3 separate regions of the Homo sapiens genome follow, and regions 1 and 3 are each linked to region 2. The links are chromatin contacts, found by Hi-C or POLR2A ChIA-PET in ENCODE. All regions are on one chromosome and are shown on one strand. The core of a region is the stretch at or near the end of the contact, and the rest is flanking DNA. Distances in the headings are between cores, read along the strand shown.

Evidence for each region. A loop is a pair of places that touch in the nucleus more often than their neighbours do. ChIA-PET counts read pairs that join two places held with the same protein, here RNA polymerase II (POLR2A). Pooled maps may share reads with other maps.
Region 1: a loop to region 2 is called in a map of naive thymus-derived CD4-positive, alpha-beta T cell, with 25 times the contacts of the local background. The contact joins the promoter of LINC00938 here to the promoter of TWF1 in region 2. A Hi-C loop is called at or near these places in 3 of 168 maps with a recorded cell type or tissue (CD8-positive, alpha-beta T cell and naive thymus-derived CD4-positive, alpha-beta T cell) and 11 of 50 pooled maps. POLR2A ChIA-PET finds 5 or more read pairs at or near these places in 2 of 52 experiments (activated CD8-positive, alpha-beta memory T cell and activated T-cell).
Region 3: a pooled map shows a loop between it and region 2 (4-fold over the local background). The contact joins the enhancer-like site here to the promoter of TWF1 in region 2. A Hi-C loop is called at or near these places in 5 of 50 pooled maps.

Annotation. Positions count from the first base shown.
Region 1 is chr12:45,726,035-45,729,680 of GRCh38, reverse strand. LINC00938 (long intergenic non-protein coding RNA 938) reads left to right here and starts at 1,760. Exons shown (of 1, transcript NR_028408.1): 1 at 1,760-3,646. RefSeq lists a silencer at 275-694 and enhancers at 1,207-2,169, 1,745-2,464, 2,170-3,132.
Region 2 is chr12:43,805,047-43,808,823 of GRCh38, reverse strand. It overlaps TWF1 (twinfilin actin binding protein 1), which reads left to right and starts at 2,507. Exons shown (of 9, transcript NM_002822.5): 1 at 2,507-2,603. The coding sequence starts at 2,579. It also overlaps a transcript of TMEM117 not described here. RefSeq lists a silencer at 2,332-2,811.
Region 3 is chr12:42,095,761-42,099,550 of GRCh38, reverse strand. GXYLT1 (glucoside xylosyltransferase 1) reads left to right here. Exons shown (of 8, transcript NM_173601.2): 6 at 1,518-1,641; 7 at 1,937-2,109. Among named protein-coding and RNA genes, the nearest start is that of GXYLT1, 47 kb to the left of the region's middle. Within about 2 kb of position 1,375, at least 7 of the 41 ENCODE cell types and tissues checked have a DNase peak (open chromatin) inside an H3K27ac peak, as active enhancers do.

The sequences.
Region 1 (3,646 bases), core at 511-3,010, 1.9 Mb before region 2:
GCGGCGGCGGCGGCGCAGGGAGGGAGGGAGGGAGGGGGAGGAGGAGGAGGAGGGGAAGGAGGGAGCAGGAGGCCAGGGGGAGAGGAGGGAAGGAGGGAGGGGAATTTCTAAAAAAGTTTAAAGAAATCGGAGCGAAACTAGAAGGGCAGGCGACTGCCGGATCCGCGCGAAGCCGCGGGGCGAGCGCGGCCCCCACCCCTTCCTTCCCTCCCTCCCCGTGGCCCGGCTCTCGCCCGCCTCTCAGCGCCGCCGGCTGAGGCAGCTCAGCCCGGGGACGCGATTCAACATGGTGCTGCTGCCGGGGGCGCGCGAGCGGGCGACGGGCAAGGCGAGCCGATGGTGAGGGGTCTGGGCGGCCAGAGGCCCAAGAGTTTCGGCGGCGGCGGCGGCGGGGCTAGGGCAGGCGGGGCTGGGGGTGGGGAGGGGGAGGTCTGTGTGGTGGTTTGTGGAAAGCGCGGTGACAGCGTGTATTTCGGCCCCGGCTCCGCGGGGCCCTCGCACACATTCACGCGCGGCCTCGGCCGCTGAGGCCGGGGCGTCCCCGGGCAGAAGCACCGGCGGCAGCTGAGCCGCTGCGCGCCGCCCGCCTGCTTCCCTCCCCGCCAGCCTCCCTCTCTGCCGCCGCCACGGCCTGGCAGCCAGTGCCACACAGCGACCCCCGAGGGCTGGCCGCGGCACTGCGCCTGGCTCCACACCGCCCCGGCAGATCCTCGCGGGGAACAATAGACTCGACTCGCCGGGCTTAGGGTTCGTCTGCAATGTGCCGCACATTTCACACGCACACAAAGCCGGCGGAAAGGGGGGCGGTGCGGGGAAACGGCCACTACCGGTTGTTCCAGGGTTAGGGGTGGAGGCGATGTTCGCGTCCCCGGCCCGGCTGTTGGAAGGGCCGCCTCGGAGTCCCCGCCCGCCCGACAGAACCGGTGTGGCGCTCTGAAGGGAAAGGAAGCTCACCGGGGTAGCCCCTCACGCTACGCAACATTCACAGATCGGAATAAAGTCAATTTGTTACCTTCTGTTTTTGTAAAATCTAAAGGAATCGGCTTTTATGAGCCGTATGCTAGTATTTTGGGGCCTGGTTAGCACATTTTCTATGAATTATCCACACGCTAACTTTAGCAAACTATACGTTAAATACAATGTGAACTGTCTGTCCTAGTTCTGTGGAAATAGAGTAATGCTCTTAATTCATCTTGCCGCTGGTTGGCTTCACATATCAAACTGGAGTATTCTATGAGCAAAGTTATGCAAACTAACTAAACTGGTTGGGAAGCAATCTATCGAACTTCGACAATAATAATTAAGGTTTACATTTTTATAGTAAGGTCTCTTCAAGATTGCTGCGTTTAAAATAAATACCGAATAAAACGTTTTTCCTTGCTTTCAAATGTCTTAAATGTAATCCTCGTTTAAAATATTTTGAAGGTTAAAAAAACCCTTTGCTTAAATGAGTCAAAACATCTCAACAAATACTACCACCTAAATTTGCATTTACGAGGGGTGTTGGAGCCGGCTCTTTGCTACAAATGTTAATTAAGATTACAGTACGTGAAACGTATTATTATTCCCATTTTAGTGACGGCCACCACGGGCAAAGTCACTGCCTAACCCAAGGTCACAGGGTAGTAGGGGTCTGGATGGGTTATTTCAGGTAGTCGTTCCAATGGGAACATTGCTTTGGAGGTGAAAAATTATGTAATATAGTGCAGCTTGCTTCCGGTGCTCACTCTAGGAAACGGACTTATTTCCCAACTAAAGTTTGTCTCTTAAGTGGGGTCGGAATAAGGTTGTGGCTAGGAAGATCCTGACAACCCAGGGCCAGTGAGTGTCTCGGAAGCCTGTGAGGGGCGGAGACCCGGCCCGGGGAGGTGGAGAAGCTCGCCGGCCGCGGAAGACTAGGGGTGAGGCTGCTGCGAGGAAGACCCGGTCAGCTGTCCCTTCCCCCATCGGTCCTCTTAGGGGAAGTGGAGATGTGGGCCTCGGAGCTGCGTGGCCCGGGCTGTGCGGATTCCCTAAACGCCGCACTTGCGCACAGCCCCTTACGTAACCGTCAGTGCCGGGGATTCCCTGGAGGGGGTCATTCTATTCAACCATTATACACACCCCGGGCTCCTGCCGCCGCGCCGCCGCCGCCTCACAAAATGGCGGCGCCCATAGAGGAGACCGCGGCCGCCTCCCCGGCCCCATTTTGTGGGAGGCGAGAGATCTGTCAACATGGAAAACCTCTGCTGAGGATGCATCCGAGTTTGGAAACCCCACTTAAGGGATGGAGCCTGGGGGATCACATTAAACGGAAAATGCCAACGACTTCTACCACCTCTACGCGTTTTTAGTTTTTCATTTTCTCGAAGGAAGCGCCAGAAGCCTGTGGAGTAATTGTAACTAGAGGGAGAACGGAAAGCTGAGGTGACTGCTCCGGGGACTTGGCGCGGCGCCTTGGTGGCTTTGGTTGCTCTTCCACGCTCCCGGCAGCTGACCAGAATCTCTTGGAGGGTCTCCTGGGCCACCTCGGCCGCGCCAGTCGTGCAGTGAGACTTCTGTAGTTTTAAAATGCCACAGTCCACGGCCCGGTCGGCACCGCTCGCCTGAATCGTGGGCTTTGGGAACCTTGGAGGCTGCTGCTCCAGGAACTCGCGGTCGGCCGGGAGCCGGGGAGCTTCGTTGCTGGGAGCGGGCGGTATTCGCGGACTCCGGCGGCCCTGGCGGGTCGCGGCCGGGATCCGAGCCGGGGATGACGATGCTGATGGAGCTGATGGGGCAAGAGTGGGAACGGAGGCACGTACACTGAAATTTAAGTCATCCAAGTTGGGACTTAAGATAGCAGGTTAATATTGTCTCAGGCGAGACTTAGAACGTCTTTTCTGGTATCCCAGTCTGCAGTGGGCAAATCTATTGTCTTTATTTCTCATTTAAGGGCAGAATGGAGGGATGACATATTTTTACTTTTCAAGAGGCGGTTGCCACTTTTAAGTCACTGTTGTGTGTGTGTGTGTACATACACAAACATACGATAGTGTGTTTTCAGAGCAAGTATCAAAGGCTAAAGACTTGGAGTGATACTAGTGTTTAAAAGCCTTTTTAAAAAAATTAAGATGTGATGAGAAACTGGAGAATTGACTTTTAAAAATTTCTTTTCTGTAGAAGAGGCTATCTTCAAAATGGAGTCCTAAAGTATATCTGATGGATAGAATTTAAATTCTTAACACTGTATATACCCTGTGGTCAAAAGCATCAACGTAAAACTTGATGTTTATCAGATTACTTATGTTTCAATTTTCCTGTGGTTAGAAAAATTAAGACAGAAGTAAGCTATTAACGGTATTTGCTTGTAAGAGTAACGTTAAAGGTTTAAGGAAAGGTTTGTTGAAATCGATATGCATCACACGAATCATTTATTTTCAATGTTGTTTTCCAGTTGCAGCAATCATTTGTGTTTACATGACTTTGAAAAAGGGTTTAGTTTATGTTGATTTTGACCCTCTTATTTAATCTCTAGTGCAGAAGTGCAGCTTTCTGCAGGCTGCGCCTCAATCGCTAAGTTCCACTCTCCATCCTCTGCCGCGCTACTCCTGGCATGTGGATCACCAAGATACAATTTCTGGTCCTGTCTGTTCTTATTGATGTCCTTTACAGTTAATAAATTTGA
Region 2 (3,777 bases), core at 1,258-3,757:
TTTTTTTTTTTCTCCCCTTTGAGACAGGGTCTGTTGCCCAGGCTGGAGTGTAGTGGGGTGATCATGGCTCATTGCAGCCTCTACCTCCTGGACTCAAGTGATCCTCCCACATCAGCCTCCTGAGAGCTGGGACTACAGGTGTCAGCCATCCCACTTGGCCTAGTAGTAGCTCATTTTAGATGGATCCTGTGCTCCCTCTCATTGCCACAGTCTCCATTTATTAGCTTCATTCATTTATGTTATTTAACTGACCCCATAAGCATTTGTGTTTTGTGACCACCATCTTAGGTTCTAAACATTACCTCTACCAAACTGTAAAAAGTAGGAATTCTACACCTGTTTCCCACACCCAAGATCCATCTCCCCTCCTGTGATAATTGCCTTTCACTCATGGGCAGTGTATATTGGGTAAACCAGCCACCTTGGCCAAGAATGATTTGACACAAGCCAAGCAGGGTCATTCACGTGCTTTCTCTTAGGAACTTTAAACTTGGACTTAGAAGAGCTATGTAATCTCTGCATGCAGCTACAACCCTGTCAATTTGGAAAGTGTAGGGTAGCCATATTCAGCCATTTTGACTGCACAAGCAGAGAGATCTTATTTGGAGAAAAAGAAGAGAAAAGCAGAGGTGACAACCAAGTTGTCAAGATCTATAAGATCCTCCAATATCCTTATAATAAACCCTCTTATCTGCATACATTGTTTTCAAATGGTTTGTTTCTTACAGACACTTGTCTTAGCCTTGAAACCTGCTGACTTCCCAACTCTGTGGTTCAATTTCCAAACCTCTTAAAGTTAAAAAACAAAACCTGCTATTTTTTTCAGCTCGTCACACAGGATGTTGGTACTCAAAATAAGTCTATTATATATTATTTGTAAACTGTAAACTACCATACAAATCTAAGGTATTATTCTCATGACAGCTCTGGCAAATGTTCACTAAATGGAGACACAATAGATGAAGAAAAGTGGGAAAATATTTGTGGCTAGAGCAGAGCAAGGTACCCAAGACGCTTGCAGCTTTTAAGTCAAACTATTGTACTGGCAGTAAATAAGCACTTTCTGGTGGCTGTCAGGGTGGTCCCAACCTAACTAGACATTCCTCTTCTTCAGGACTGAGAATACAGTGGCCTTTCCCAAGCACGAATATGGAAGGATTATATTTTGCTCAACTATACTTTTGAGCAACGCCAACTTCCTTAAGCAATTTCCCCGAAGCACTAGGACATGAATCAGTCAAAATACTGCAAGTCAACTCTGCAATTTTCTCTCTGCTCAGCAATGTAGTCAAAAACTGGTAAATCAGGGTGAACCATTGTGTCAGGAAGAATTTGATTAGAATGAAACTCCTCCCTACATTTCTTAAATCCATACAAGTCATAAAACTCAGATTTAGTTTATTCCTGAATATGAGAATATGTCTGAAAAACAGAGCTCAGATAACAGGCAATAGAACATAACCTTGTTTGCTGTGATTCTTGTAAAGAAAAACAATTGCAGGCCTGTTCATCACTCATGAAAAATACATCGTATAGTACTGGAACAGTGATTAACTTGCACTTATATTATTGACCTGAATAAATTATTTCTTCATTAGCAGATTATAATTTTGTGTATGTGTCACTTCAAGGCCCTAAAAATAAGAACTAGCTTCCCACCTAGTAGCAGTAGAGAAGCAGTACCAAAAAAAAACCAAACCCCCCACAAAACTAACATTACCTTTCAGGAAGGAACTACATGTTTGTAAAAGCAGGAAAGGAAAAGATTTTTAAGTAATATCTGCTGCTACCTTACAAATCTGTCCAAGTGAATTTTGAATAATTACTGGATTAAATAATAAACTGCCAACCTAAAGCAGAGCAGGATTTGCAATGGTATAATCGACCACAGAGGGATACTCAAATCAGCTAATCTCTTAGTGGCTGTCTCTTTCCGGAGTGAAGAGAAAGATACACTGAGTCTCTAAATGTGTCCAGCTGAAAAGAAAAGTTAACAGTCTGAGATTAACTTAATTTAAAATCGTGGAAAAATTTGATGAGAGGCAGTCTATATTAATTCTTTCAAAACAATGGAGCAAGGAGAAGGCTTTTCTACACTAAACGGTATCGATTATAGGAAGAGTAAACCAAGAAAAATAATGTGCACATCTTTTTTAAGCTGGAAAATGCCTATTTGGTAAAATGATCACTTCCGTTTTTGAGCACCCCTTTGCTGAGGCAGCGAATGGCGGCGTCGGCGGGGTTGTCAGAGAGCAGACGTCGGAGCACTGAGCAGTCTAGATTCTGCGGCATGTCCCCCCCGGAAGAAGCGGGAGAGGCGGCGGCAAGAGCAGAAGCAGGACCCCAAGCAGAGAACTAGGATAGCGAGGCCGGGGGCTGGACCGCAGCCCGGCGGCCAGGAAGGGCGGCGGGGCGGCGGGGACGCTCGGGCACTCAGTCAACCTCACGGGGCGGGGCGGCCGCGGGTCGCGGGCGGATGACGCGCCGGGGCCGGCGGAGGAGCAGCCACTTCCTGGGGCCGCCGGCCGGGGCCGCTGGCTGCACTCAGCGCCGGAGCCGGGAGCTAGCGGCCGCCGCCATGTCCCACCAGACCGGCATCCAAGGTAACAGCGCCCGGCGCGACTCGCAGGGAAGGGGCTTCCGGGAGAGCCGGGAGAGCCGGGAGGGCTGCAGGACCGGCAGGGCTGGAGTCGGGCCGGGAGCTCCGGAAGTCGGTCTCGCGGGGCGAGCCGGGCCTCGGCGCCTCTCCGCGCTCCTGCTTCCCGGGCGCTGCCGGCCTGCGTCCTCCTCCAGCCCGGTCCCTGCTGCCGTCACGTTGCAGATTGATCCGAAATTCGGGGGAGCGAAGGAAATTGGCTTTCGAGGCGGCCTGGTTGAAGGGGGCGTGCCTTCCACCGTCCCCGACAGTCGCCCAACTTTCCCCCTTTTGGTCACGTAGGGAAGAGCTGGGACAGTGGAGGCGACTGGGGCTTCAGTACGCTGTCGAGAACCAGGCGAGTTTTCTTTTTCATGGTCCAAAGGAGAATATTACAGGACTTTGATTACAAAAAGAACCATGCCAGAATCTTTCTCACATCAGTAGGGGTGCTTCCCAAAACTCTCCCGCATTTTCTCTCCAAATAGGAAAATGAGAGTTATGTTCTGAGAAATCTCGAGTGTAAGCGTGTGTTTTGATCTTTTTCCTAGATACTCCCCAAGGGAAACTGATCTGTATGGTTGCATGTAATGCGTGCAGACAGTTCAATATGCAGTTATATCTGACCTCCATTATTTCCTGGTTTGAAATTGGGCAGCCTGCAGGTACTCACCTCATCAAGAGTCAAATAATATATCCCCGGGTTACTCGCGATCACTTAACGAGTTCTAGTGTAAACTCAAGCTCTTACTGTTAATAGCGAGTCTTTCTCCCAGATGAACACTTAATTGTATGTTTTATTCGTAAAGATTTTTGACACCACCGCACACATCCCCCTGCACGCACGCAGAAGCAAAATAGTCTCAAATCTGAAAACTTTGTTTTATTTATCCGCATTAATTTCGATATATAAATATGTAGTTATTGACTCTCATGCTTGAGCCTTATAGCAAGCACTACCTACTTACATAGTGGTTCTTGCTGCTAATAGACAACACAGGAACGAAATTAGAACGAAATTGAAGCTTTAATAGGAACACAAGGGTTAGTTATTAAATACATATTTATTCAATGAGTTTAATCTAGCTTTTGAGAAATGCAAGTTAGAAAAATATAACCAGAGTTAAGACTGAATGCATTTT
Region 3 (3,790 bases), core at 126-2,625, 1.7 Mb after region 2:
TTAAATAGTGGTTCTCAGCATGGAGGAATAACAAGCCCCCATATTAGACAAATGAAAGAAATAGGTATAAAAATTAGATAGGATGTAGAATTATTATTTGCGTGACATATTTATATCCCTGGAAAACCTCAACCTATTAAAACTACTATAAACATTAAGGATATATAGTTAATTTGGCTGAGTTGAAAACTAAAATACAGAAATTGCTGCTTTTAAAAGGAGAGTCAAACCATTTACTGTGCTGGCTGACTCCAGGGGTTCTTTCTCAAGTAGCGTAGTATGGTCTCCTCCTGAAAACAGTGTTGATATGCCAATTAGTTGATATCCAAGAATAGGAAAATACTTTTGTTAGCAGGGTTGTAATTCTGATAGCAAAGCTTACAGTTGTTAAAATGGGTTGGGTGAATCTGTCAGCTCTTCAGTAGCATGAGAGGCATCAGGAGACTAGGGTCTCTTTCTTGGAGTGCAGTCTTAATATTGCCAAAGCTGCCAGTCCTAACTTGCCTCTCTCTGGGATGGTGAGAGTTTATGGGACTGCATACATCTGCTAGACTGGACCCAGTTATTTTCCTCAGCAAATCTTCTTTGACTTTATATGTCATTCATGGTGCCTCTTTACAGAATTCTTTGCTTGCGTTTTCTAATGTACAAATAGCAACCTTTTAGAATATAAAATGGAAGACCCTCAAAAGAAATAGCATACATAGGAACAAACTTGAAAGAAATTGGCAGGATATATACATGTATATATACACACACATGTATTATATATATATATATATATATATATGTTTTAAATTTAATAAGATAAATGAACACTTAAATAAGTAGAAAGATACACTATGTTTTTGGATAGGAAAATCCATCATAAAAAGGCCAGTTCTCTGTGAGAATTTTTTACTACAAGTAGACACAAAACTCATACATTTCTCCTTCTTTGTTGATCTTCCCCACTCCCTCTGCAGCCTTGATTTTTGTCAATCATATTGTTTTTTAGTGTTTAACTTAAGTTGTGTATGCATTTTTTAATTTGATTTATCAATTTCAAAATGATCTATTTGAACTGCCAATTATAGAAGTTAAGCAAATAAATCAGACTAATAGCCATCATGGTAAAAAATAATAATAGCTAACACTGAATATTTACCACGTGTCAGGTGCTATTCCAAGCACTTTAAATTTATATATTAACAATTTTAATCATCAACAACTCTGACGTAGGCCCAGACGTAGGTACCAAAACTATCTTCATTTTAAGATAAGGACACAGTTACTTTCGCTTTCTTTCGTGACTTACTAGTTTTGTCACTGCCACATACAACTTCCTTTTGTTATCTTCTGTTTTACTGTACAGCCCTTCTCACATTTAGGGTTAGAAATGTCACTTGATATTGTGAGGAGTTTGCATTTCTCTTTGTGGATTTGTAATGGTTGCTGTGGGAAGAATGAGGAACTGTCATCATGCTGCCATTTTAAGCCTGAAAGTCTGAAGCTCTTTTGAATGTTTTTATCAACAGAATGATATGACAACTGTACGACTACAATGGGGAGATATACTTATGCCATTGCTTAAAAAATACAAACTAAACATCACATGGGGTGATCAAGATCTATTGAATATCGTGTTTTTTCATAATCCAGGTAATTATTTAAATTCCTTTTATTTGCATTAAAAAAATCACAGATAATACTTAGTGAAAAAGGAAAACATGCACTTATCTGATTCTGTCTTATATTAATGATTATTGCTATTTATGTTTAAGACGGAGTAAAACTTTTCTTGAATTTTGCTTTAATTGGAAGAGATCTAAATGCCAGACATTTTTCATTAATTCTTACTTGTAAGAGCTGTATTTTTTAACTGAAAGTTTTGCATAATGTTACATCTGTGGAATTAGGGGTATTTGCTTCATTGTTTGGTCTTTTCTTTATGTAGAAAGCCTTTTTGTTTTTCCGTGTCAATGGAATTATCGACCAGATCATTGTATATATGGAAGCAATTGCCAAGAAGCAGAAGAAGGAGGAATCTTTATTCTTCATGGGAACAGAGGTGTTTACCATGACGATAAGCAACCAGCATTTAGAGCTGTTTATGAAGCACTGAGAAATGTAAGATTTGCCTTTCCTTTTTTTTAACTTTTTGTTTGAAAATACTTTCAAGCTAATGGTTAGTTTACAAAAATAGTACAAAGAATTTTTACACACACTCAGCCTCATCTGTTATTAACATTTTGCCTTATTTGCTTTGTCGTTGGTTTTCTCTCTACATTTTTTTTTCCTGAAAACAATGTAGTTGTTTTTTCAGAAAACTCAACTTAAATTTGATTGTAAGTTGCATACATTAAGTTCTTTTACCCCTAAAAACTTCAGTTTTTTTTTTTAAACTAAGAATAAGGACGCTCTTTTATTAACCACAGTACATATGTCAAGCTAGAAAATTTAATACTGATGGAATACATTAATCTGCCATCCATATGGCTTTACTCTCTTTTGATCTAGAACAGTTTCTCAGTCTTTGTCTTATATGACATTGGCATATTTGGACAATAGAGCCTCTTCACCCCTTTTTTTATTAGAATGTTCTTCATTTTGGCCTGTCTAATGTTTCCTTACGATTAGGTTCAGGATATACATGCCTGCTCAGAATTCTGTATAGGTGGTGATGTGTGCTTCTCAGGCCCTCATAGTCATAGTCCCTTTTGTCTGCCCCTCACTGGTGATGTTGATTTTGATCAGTCAGTCAAAATGTCATTTATTTTCTCCACAGTGTAGTTATTTTTCCTCTTATAAGCAGCCTATGGGAAGAACCTTTTAAAATCATGTAAACATTCTGCTTCTCATTAAAATTTTCCTACAAGATTTAGCATCTATCGTTGGTTCTTGCCCAAAACAATCTTCACCATGTTATTTGCAAATTGATGATTGTTCAACAATAGCACTCCTTCCACATACATCATTTGACACTTGGCATGCGTCTATAAGGAAGATCGCTCCCTTTTGCACATATATTGATGTTTATATAATCAGTATGAACCCTTTGATACTTATGTTCCTCCAATGATTTATAATTCATTTTTCCTTCTAATTATGTTAATGCTAAAGTTGTTCCAGGTATGGCCATTGGGAGCCCCATTGGCTACTTCTTGTGTCCCTTTGACATGTCCTCATCACTTTTTTTGAGTACCTCTTTTATTTTCTGTTCCAACAAAATATTCCAGGTTTATTTTATACTTTCCCTGCCCTACTGTTGAAATTAGTCATCTGTCAAAGGAGCTCTGGTTCCCTTTAGTAGGCTCTGGATATTAGGCATGTTTATTGCTACCAGGGTCTCATTGCTTTTGAGCTTTTTCAGTGGCAGAGCTAGGAAGTATAAGCGTGCACACATGATGTTAATGTGTTCACACCTGATTCTCTAATTCCATGCCATTCTTCCAAGGCTCTTCCTTTCTTCTACTCTATATTATATCTTCTTTCTTCCACAGTTAGAATCCTGACTTCTGTCATCAACACATTTTGTCATTTGCTTAATCTTACAGTCATTTAAAATAATTTCAGAAATGTTCCTTTCATACCATTGTCTCCACCCCCAAACCAGCTTACTAAAAATGGCTTAGGATTTGTTTTCAGTCCTTCCTCTTCCTCTCCCCTGCTCCCAGACAAGGGTGTGTACTCAATACTGTATTCAGAAGTTACTTGGGTTAGTTCTTTTTTTCCGATCTTTCAGTGTGATTATTTTATTTATTTGAAATACAATTGGATTCATTCGTTTCCGTATGCTTTCAGTTTTAGC